Regions from separate parts of the Homo sapiens genome. Here region 1 is linked to region 2. Evidence: chromatin contacts called from ENCODE POLR2A ChIA-PET data. All regions are on one chromosome and are shown on one strand. The core of a region is the stretch at or near the end of the contact, and the rest is flanking DNA. Distances in the headings are between cores, read along the strand shown. Region 1 holds the start of LAMTOR4 (late endosomal/lysosomal adaptor, MAPK and MTOR activator 4). Region 2 holds the start of TBL2 (transducin beta like 2).

What was found. ChIA-PET counts read pairs that join two places held with the same protein, here RNA polymerase II (POLR2A).
Region 1: POLR2A ChIA-PET joins it to region 2 with 11 read pairs in activated CD4-positive, alpha-beta T cell. The contact joins the promoter of LAMTOR4 here to the promoter of TBL2 in region 2. POLR2A ChIA-PET finds 5 or more read pairs at or near these places in 2 of 52 experiments (A673 and activated CD4-positive, alpha-beta T cell).

The regions. Positions count from the first base shown.
Region 1 is chr7:100,146,515-100,150,829 of GRCh38, forward strand. It overlaps LAMTOR4 (late endosomal/lysosomal adaptor, MAPK and MTOR activator 4), which reads left to right and starts at 2,404. Exons shown (of 4, transcript NM_001008395.4): 1 at 2,404-2,461; 2 at 2,985-3,065. The coding sequence starts at 2,459. RefSeq lists enhancers at 1,407-2,019, 2,044-2,103, 2,374-2,483, 2,632-3,244 and silencers at 2,784-2,873, 2,884-2,973.
Region 2 is chr7:73,576,126-73,580,055 of GRCh38, forward strand. TBL2 (transducin beta like 2) reads right to left here and starts at 2,454. Exons shown (of 7, transcript NM_012453.4): 1 at 2,295-2,454. The coding sequence starts at 2,424. RefSeq lists a silencer at 2,066-2,705 and an enhancer at 3,036-3,105.

The DNA of each region.
Region 1 (4,315 bases), core at 1,154-3,653, about 27 Mb after region 2:
GCCTGGGCAACAGAACAAGACTGTCTCAAAAAAAAAACAAAAAACAAAAAGTGTGGCAATACCATGTGTTAATGGAGCTGGAGATAACTGGGAACTCTGACACATTGCTAGAGGAGTGTGAGTTGGTCCAACCAGTTTGATTTGCAGACCATAGATAAAAAAGATAGGAAACTCTCTGATTCATTTTATCTGGCAACCTGCTCTTTCTACCAAAAGCAGATAAAGAATATACCAAAAAGAAACTACAGCCCAATCTCATTTATCATAATAGATTTTAAAAATTCTAAATAAAGCAGTAAAACAAATGGGTAGTATAATTTGTTCCAGCAGATTTTATTCCAGAAACACAAAGATGGTTAAATATCAAGAATACTGCCACCATAATTTATTACATCAAAATCTTTTTTTTTTCTTTTGAGACGGAGTTTCATTCTTGTTGCCCAGGTTGGAGTGCAATGGCACAATCTCAGCTCATTGCAACCTTCGCCTCCTGGATTCAAGGATTCTCCTGCCTCAGCCTCCCCAGTAGCTGGGATTACAGGCATGCACCACCACACCCACCTAGTTTTTTTTTTTTTTGTTTGTTTGTTTTGTATTTTTAGTAGTGATGAGGTTTCACCATGTTGGCCAGGCAGGTCTCGAACTCCTGACTTCAGGTGATCCACCCGCCTTGGTCTCCCAAAGTGCTGGGATTACAGGTGTGAGCTACCACGCCCAGCCTTGAAATTGCTGTTTCTAACAAGTCTTAAAAGACACCCAGACTTTAACAATTGTTATTATATTCAGATTTTTTTGTTGCTTTTTGAGACAATCTTGCTCTTTTACCCAGTCTTGAGTGCAGTAGCATGATCATGGCTCACTGCAGCCTCAACCTCCTGGGCTCAAGCGATTCTCCCACCTCAGCCTCCCGGGTAGCTGGGACTACATGTGCAGTATCATGCCTGGTTAATTTTTAAATTTTTAGAGATGGGGTCTTGCTATGTTGCCCAGGCTTCTAGAATCATTCTTCATATTATTTCACTAACACAGCCTCCACCACATTAATATGGCAACAGGTTTAGAAATTATTTAAAACAAAAATTTCTAATGTTTACATATATTGTGTGATGTGTGTGTGTGTGTGTGTGTGTGTGTGTGTGTGTATCATTCCAAGGTACTGTTTCTAATTTTTTCCTGTAGGGAATGAATATTCAGTATTGCAGCTGCATTGGCTAGCTGGGGATTCTATTTACCACCACATTGTCCCGGACTGAATCTGGGGACAAAAAAACCACTTCGGGAACAAATTCTTGTCTTCAACAAAGAGCTGTCTTGAGTAGGCACAAAAGTAGCATTTGAGGGCCGGACGCGGTGGCTCAAGCCTGTAATCCCAGCACTTTGGGAGGCCGAGGCGGGCGGATCACGAGGTCAGGAGTTTGAGACCAGCCTGGCCAATATGGTGAAACCCTATCTCTACTAAAAACACAAAAATAGCCGGGCGTGGTGGTGGGCGCCTGTAATCCCAGCTACTCGCGAGGCTGAGGCAGGAGAATTGCTTGAACACGGGAGGCGGAAGTTGTATTGAGCCAGAGATCGCGCCATTGCACTGCAACCTGGGCGACCGAGTGAGACTCCGACTCAAAAAAAAAAAAAAGTAGCATTTGAGTACCTTTTTTTTCCTTTTCTTTTCTTTTTTTTTTAGAGGAAGGGCACCCAGGCTGGAGTGCAGTGGCACCATAATAGCTCACTGCACTCTGCAACTGCTGAGCTCAAGAGATTCTCCTCCATCAGCCTCCCTAGTAGCTGGAATTACTGGCGTGAGGCACCATGCCCGGCTTATTTTCTTATTTTTTTGTAGAGGTGGTTGGAGCGGGGGGACTGGGGAGGGTCTCGCTATGTTGCTCAGGCTCGTCTCGAACTCTTGCCCTGAAATGATCCGTCCTCGGCCTCGCAAAGCGCTGAGATTACAGGCGTGAGCCACGGCGCCCAGCCTTGAATAGTTTTTCACATGCATTGCACGTTATTTCCTTTTATTCTCTAGTTTTTGGGTCCAGTCTTAAACCTGGGAAGGGATTCATTTGGGGGGGTCACACCAGCGGGCATCCTGGCTCAGGCGGAACTCTGGCTCCAGACAGTGCGCCCAGGACCAAACGGTCAACCCCGGCCTACTCCCGCCCCTCCCAGATCCTCCCCTCCTCGGACGCTCCCGCGTCTTCCTCTCGCTCAGGCACTGAGGGGCGGGGAGATGGGTGTTAAAGAGGGGATATCACCAATCAACGTGCGCCTCCGGGAAACAGCGCTTCGCACTGGCTGGTTGGGTCTGACGACGTGGCCACTGTCCAATCCTCATGCTAGAGGCGGGGCTAAAGGCCAGTGGCGCAAGCAGAAGGAGGAGCGCAGCGGCTGCAAGCACGTGACCGGGGCCTGAAGCCGGAAGCTACCTATCTGGTAGGGAGCTCCCCCAGCACCGAAGACTGCGATGGTGAGTGAGGACGCATGCGCGAGAGGACCCGCCGGGGGTTCAGCGTCTCTGCTCCCCAGTCTGTGTGGTTTCCCCCTGGTGGGCCTGCGCTCCACCCTCACCTCCTATCCGCTCGGGGAGGAAGAGGGGATGGAAATGGGAGGGATGGCGACGAGAATGCTGGGGAGGGGTCTGTGGGAGGGTGTTCTGGGGCTGCGGGTAGTCTGCAGGTCGGGCGGAGACGAAGGGAGGTGAAGAGAGGGTCTGGGGGCAGGGGCCAGTGGGGCAGCAAAGGCCCCTTGGGGTAGCAAAGGTGGGATGTGGAAGGCCAGGGGAGCCCGGGGGCGAGAGTGGGGGCAGATGGAGGCTCGGGAAGATCAGTATTGAGGACCATGTAGGGGGGAGGGGGCCGGGAAGGGACCTGGCTGGGGAATGAGAAAACCTGGGGCCATCGTCAACCCAGAGACTTGGGTTTGCAGGTGAAGGGTATCGGGCCGTCCATCCCTCTAGCATGCTTCTCACGACTTGCATCTTTACCCACTAGACTTCTGCGCTGACCCAGGGGCTGGAGCGAATCCCAGACCAGCTCGGCTACCTGGTACTGAGTGAAGGTGCAGTGCTGGCGGTGCGTTCTGGGAAAGGGAGGGGGTCCCTTAGTGCACACAGCCCGGTAACCCCTTCTAATATTGGCCCTTCTTTTCTCGGCTTTTATCTGGTTTCCTGCCTGGCATCTATTAGGTTGGTACAAAAGTATTTGCAGTTTTTGCAATTACTTTCAGTAATCAGTCTGTGGAATCTTAGTCTCCTAACGGCTGCGATTTATTTATTTATAGTTTTTGAGACTGAGTTTCGTTCTTGTTGCCCAAGCTGGAGTGCAGTGGTGCGACCTCGGCTCACTGCAACCTCCGCCTCCGGGGTTCAAGCGATTCTCCTGCCTCAGCCTCCCGAGTAGCTGGGATTATAGGCACGTGCCACCATGCTCTGCTAATTTTTTGTATTTTTAGTAGAAACGGGGTTTCACCGTGTTAGCCAGGCTGGTCTCAAACTCCTGACCTCAGGTGATCCACCTGCCTCAGCCTCCCAAAGTGCTGGGATTACAGGCGTGAGCCAACATGCCTGGCCTTTATTTGGTATTTCTTAAAAAGGCATTTGTATTTTGTTCCATAGTACTGTATGGTGTTAGGTCTCTAGATTACAGGCGTGAGCCACCACGTCTGGCCTTTATTTGGTATTTCTTAAAGAGGCATTTGTATTTTGTTCCATAGTACTGTATAGTGTTAAGTCTCCAGATGTTTTTGACTTAGGTAGAGACAAAGCTTAAGGTTAAGGGTTGAAAACAATACAGGTGGTAAAGACTATTGAGGGAATCCAGGATATTAAAAATTCAACATGTTATGACAAGGTAACTAACTTTCCGGGAGGTAGGAATTCAGCCCACCTTAAAGGAGAGTATTTACAGTGGGGGAGGACTTATTTGCAGGTGTGTGGCACTAACCTATCTGAACTGATGGTAAGTTTATGCTGAAAAGATTTGGGAAGGTTTGAGGGAAGAGAGGAGGATATGGTCAGGGAGGATGTAATTGTGAAGGATCTTCAAGGCCAGGTTAACACACTTGAACTTATTCTTGAAGGTAATACAGTTTGAAAGGTTTTTTAAAACAGAAACAAGACCCAGTGAGGTGGTTGAGCAATATTGTTGTTAGTGATGTGAAGATGGGCAGAAGGAGGCGTCATTAAGAGATGAGACTGGGCTGGGCGTGGTGGTTCATGCCTGTAATTCTAGCACTTTGGGAGGCCAAGGCGGGCGGATCACGAGGTCAGGAGATCGAGACCATCCTGGCCAACACGGTGAAACCCCGTCTGTACTAAAAATAC
Region 2 (3,930 bases), core at 1,204-3,703:
TAAAGGCTCTATGGAGGCCGGGTGCGGTGGCTCATGCCTGTAATCCCAGCGCTTTGGGAGGCTGAGGCAGCTGCTGGATCATTTTTTTTTTTTGTTTGATACAGAGTCTCGCTCTGTTGCCTCAGTCTCGATCTCCTGACCTTGTGACCTGCCCGCTTCGGCCTCCCAAAGTGCTGGGATTACAGGCGTGAGTCACCATGCCCGGCCCGGCAGCTGGATCATCTTGATGCCCAGGAGTTCCACCAGTCTGGCCAACATGGTGAAACCCCGTCTCTACTAAAAATACAAAAATTAGCCGGGCGTGGTGGCAGGCGCCTGTAATCCCAGCTACTCAGGAGGCTGAGGCAGGAGAATCACTTGAACCCAGGAGGTAGAGGTTGCAGTAAGCCAAGATCGCACCACTGCACTCCAGTACCTGAAAGAACTCGGGGATGAGAAGTCAACATCTGTTGAGTCCTGTGCGGGGGAGTGGAGCCAGTCACTTTTGTAAAAGATACTTAATTGAGTCACAAAGCTGGCATGTGGTAAATGACTGCAGATGCTCCCCAATTCCAACAGGAAAAAAGCTCCTGGGCCCTGCAAACAAACACAGCCACAATCTGTCCTCTGCTTCCTTCTCTCCAGGCATGTCTAACAAGCCCCCCTCCTCACACTTAAGTCATACCAAATGCTGTTTGGGGACTCCTTGCCTTCTCGGGTATTGCCATTGGCAGGAATGTCTTTTTTCCTTGGCCTTCTGGCAAACTCTTCTTCTAGAACCATCCTTTGAGACCCCACACTACCTCATGTGCCCCCTATTCTCAGTAATGATTTCCCTAACAACCACCTCCCCCATAAAAGAACAGGACTCGGCCAGGCAGGGTGGCTCACGCCTGTAATCCCAGCACTTTGGGAGGCCGAGGCAGGTGGATCACAAGAGGTTAGGAGATTGAGACCATCCTGGCTAACACAGTGAAACCCCGTCTCTACTCAAAAAATACAAAAAATTAGCCGGGTGTGGTGTCGGACGCCTGTAGTCCCAGCTACTCAGGAGGCTGAGGCAGGAGAATGGCGTGAACCCAGAGGCGGAGCTTGCAGTGAGCCGAGATCCCGCCACTAGACTCCAGATTGGGCGACAGAGCAAAACTCCGTCCCCCTGCAAAAAAAAAAAAAAAAAAAATGCAGGGCTGGCCGGGCACAGTGGTTCACGCCTGTAATCTCAGCACTTTTGGAGGCCAGGACGAGTGGATCACCTGAGATCAGGCGTTCGAGACCAGCCTGACCAACGTGGCGAAACCCCGTCTACTAAATATACAAAAATTAGCCAGGCGTGGTGGTGTGTGCCTGTAGTCCCAGCTACTCGGGAGGCAGAGGCAGAAGAATCGCTTGAACCTGGCAGGCGGAAGTTGCAACGAGCCAAGATTGTGCCACTGCACTCCAGCCTGGGCAAGAAGAGCGAAACTCTGTCTGAAAAATAAATAAAAAGAGCAGGGCTGCCCACTGACTCTCTGGTGTTTCCCATTTCTAGTACTAACCTCTTCTATGAAACTTTTCAGAGACAGGCTCTTGCCGTCACCCAGGCTGAAGTACAGTGGCGCGATCTATCACAACTCACTGCAGCCTTGAATTCCTGGACTCACGACACCCTCCTGCCTCGGCCTCCCATGGAGCTGGGACTACAGGGGCGTGCACAACCACACCCAGCTAATTTTGCGTAGAGATGGGGTCTTGCTATGTTGCTCAGGCTGGTCCCAAACTCCTGGGCTCAAGCGATCTCCCTGCCTCGGCCTCCCAAAGTGCTGGGAATACAGGCGTGAGCCACTTCGCCTGGCCTCAGTGAAACTTATTTCACCGTGTTTTTCACTTACATATTTAGGTGTTCATAATACAGATGTACTTCTCCTTTACTGGACTCCTTACAGAAAAAGACCCCAAAGCCTATCACAGGGTCATAGATGCCCAGTAAATGCTGCTGCACATCACAGAATTGGTGCTTTTTCCGAGATCGCGGCCACGGAGCAGGCTGAAGAGTTTACGGTGCTCTCCTGGCCACCCCGGGGACGGCCTGGCCTCGGCCACAGAGAAAGCCGCAGTAAGGGGCCCAGGTTGGAGCCAGTCCCGCCCCAGGAGGTGCGCCTAACCCGGCAAGGCGGGTCCCCGTCTCTGGAAGCGAAGCTCACGTTACCAGAGGAGAAACTGAGGCCCATGGAGTCGCCGGGCCCCACCAGCCGCGGGCCCAAACCGCAGGTCGGACCACGAGGAGGCCGGGAGCCGGGACACCGCGGGCCGCCCCCACCCGACCCGGCCCCACTTACAGGCGGGCCGGCCGCTCCTCTCCTCCCCCGCGCGCAGCCACCCCCGCGCTACCGCCGCCGTCGCCATCAGGGCCAGCAGCCCAAGCAACACCGACAGCCCCATGAGCTCCGACATCTGCGAGAGCTCCATGTTGGTGGAACCACTGCCACCTCAGCTAGTGAGTACGCGGGCGCCCGCACGGCTCTGCCGGGCCGCGCACGCACGCGGGGGCGCGGCCTGGCCGTTGGGGAGCCTCAAGCGGCTGGGCCTGGCCGTTAGAGCGCCTGGGGGCGGAGCCTGGTTGTTACAACGCCTTCAGGGCGGGGCCTGGCCGTTAAAGCACCTCAAGGGGTGGGGCCCGGCTGTTGTGGCGCTCGAGGGGCGGGGCCTGGAGTTAGAGCATCTCCACCCGCCGAGCCTAGTTATTAGAGCGCCTCGAGAGGCAGAGTCTGGAGTTAGCGCGTCTCGAGGGGCGGGGCTGGGTTGTTAGAGCGTCTCGAGGGGCAGAACCCGGAGGTAGAGTGTCTCGAGGGGCGGGGCCTGGAAGTAGAACATCTCGAGGGGCAGGGCTCGACCCTTGGTGCGTTTCGAGGGGCGGGTCGCCTGGCGGTTGAGATTGCAGGGCTGCGGAGGGCGGAGGAAGGCGGGATTTGCGATCACTGCTCACGCCTCCTCCTGAAGAACTCACTGATAATTGTTTATTAAAGGCATTATTCCAGCCATCACCACACTGGATCCTTTCAAGGAAGCGGGGCGGGGATTATTATTACCATTTAACGGATAGGAAACTCAGCATCAGCGAAAGTTCAGATGGGCTTTTAAGGAAGAGTAGGCCAGGCGCGTGGAGTGGAACAGCCTCCGCAAAGACCTGAGAAGCTGGGATGTGGGAAATGGCTAGAGGGGCGGAAAGGTCTGGGGGACGTTGAGCGCTGGCTCCATCCAACAAGCTGCTCATTACAGGGAGAGGTGGGGCAAAAGCTGTGTCTGAGGATTCCCTGGATGGACCTTTGTGTGAAAAGACCAAAATCAGAAAACCGGCAGTGGCTTCAAGGATCCGAGAGGGAGGTGACGAGGGCCTGGATTTGGGGCTGGCCTGGCAAGTCGAAAGTTAAAAGGGAGAATTTTTAATAGAAAACTTATTTTATTTATTTATTTATGTATTTACTTTTGAGACGGTTGCCCAGGTTGGAGTGCAGTGACGCGTCTCGGCTCACTGCAACCTCCGTCTCCCGGGTGCAAGAGATTCTCCTGCCTCAGCCTCCAGAGTAGCTGGGATTACAGGCGCGTGCCACCATGCCCTGCTACTTTTTGTGTTTTTTATAGAGACGGGGGTTTTGCCATGTTGGCCAGGCTGGTCTCGAACTCCTGACCTCAGGTGATCCACCTGCTTCGGCCTCCCAAAGTGCTGGGATTACAGGCGTGAGCCACCATGCCGAGCTGGGAGATTATTTTTATTTTTTATTTTTTGAGATGGAGTCTCGTTGCACTGTCGCCCAGGCTGGAGTGCAATGGCGCCATCTCTGCTCACTGCAACCTCTGCCTCCCGGGTTCAAGCGATTCGCTTGCCTCAGCCTCCCGAGTAGCTGGGATTACGGGTGCCCGCTAGCATGCCCCGCTAATTTTTTGTATTTTTTAGTAGAGACGGGGTTTCGCTAT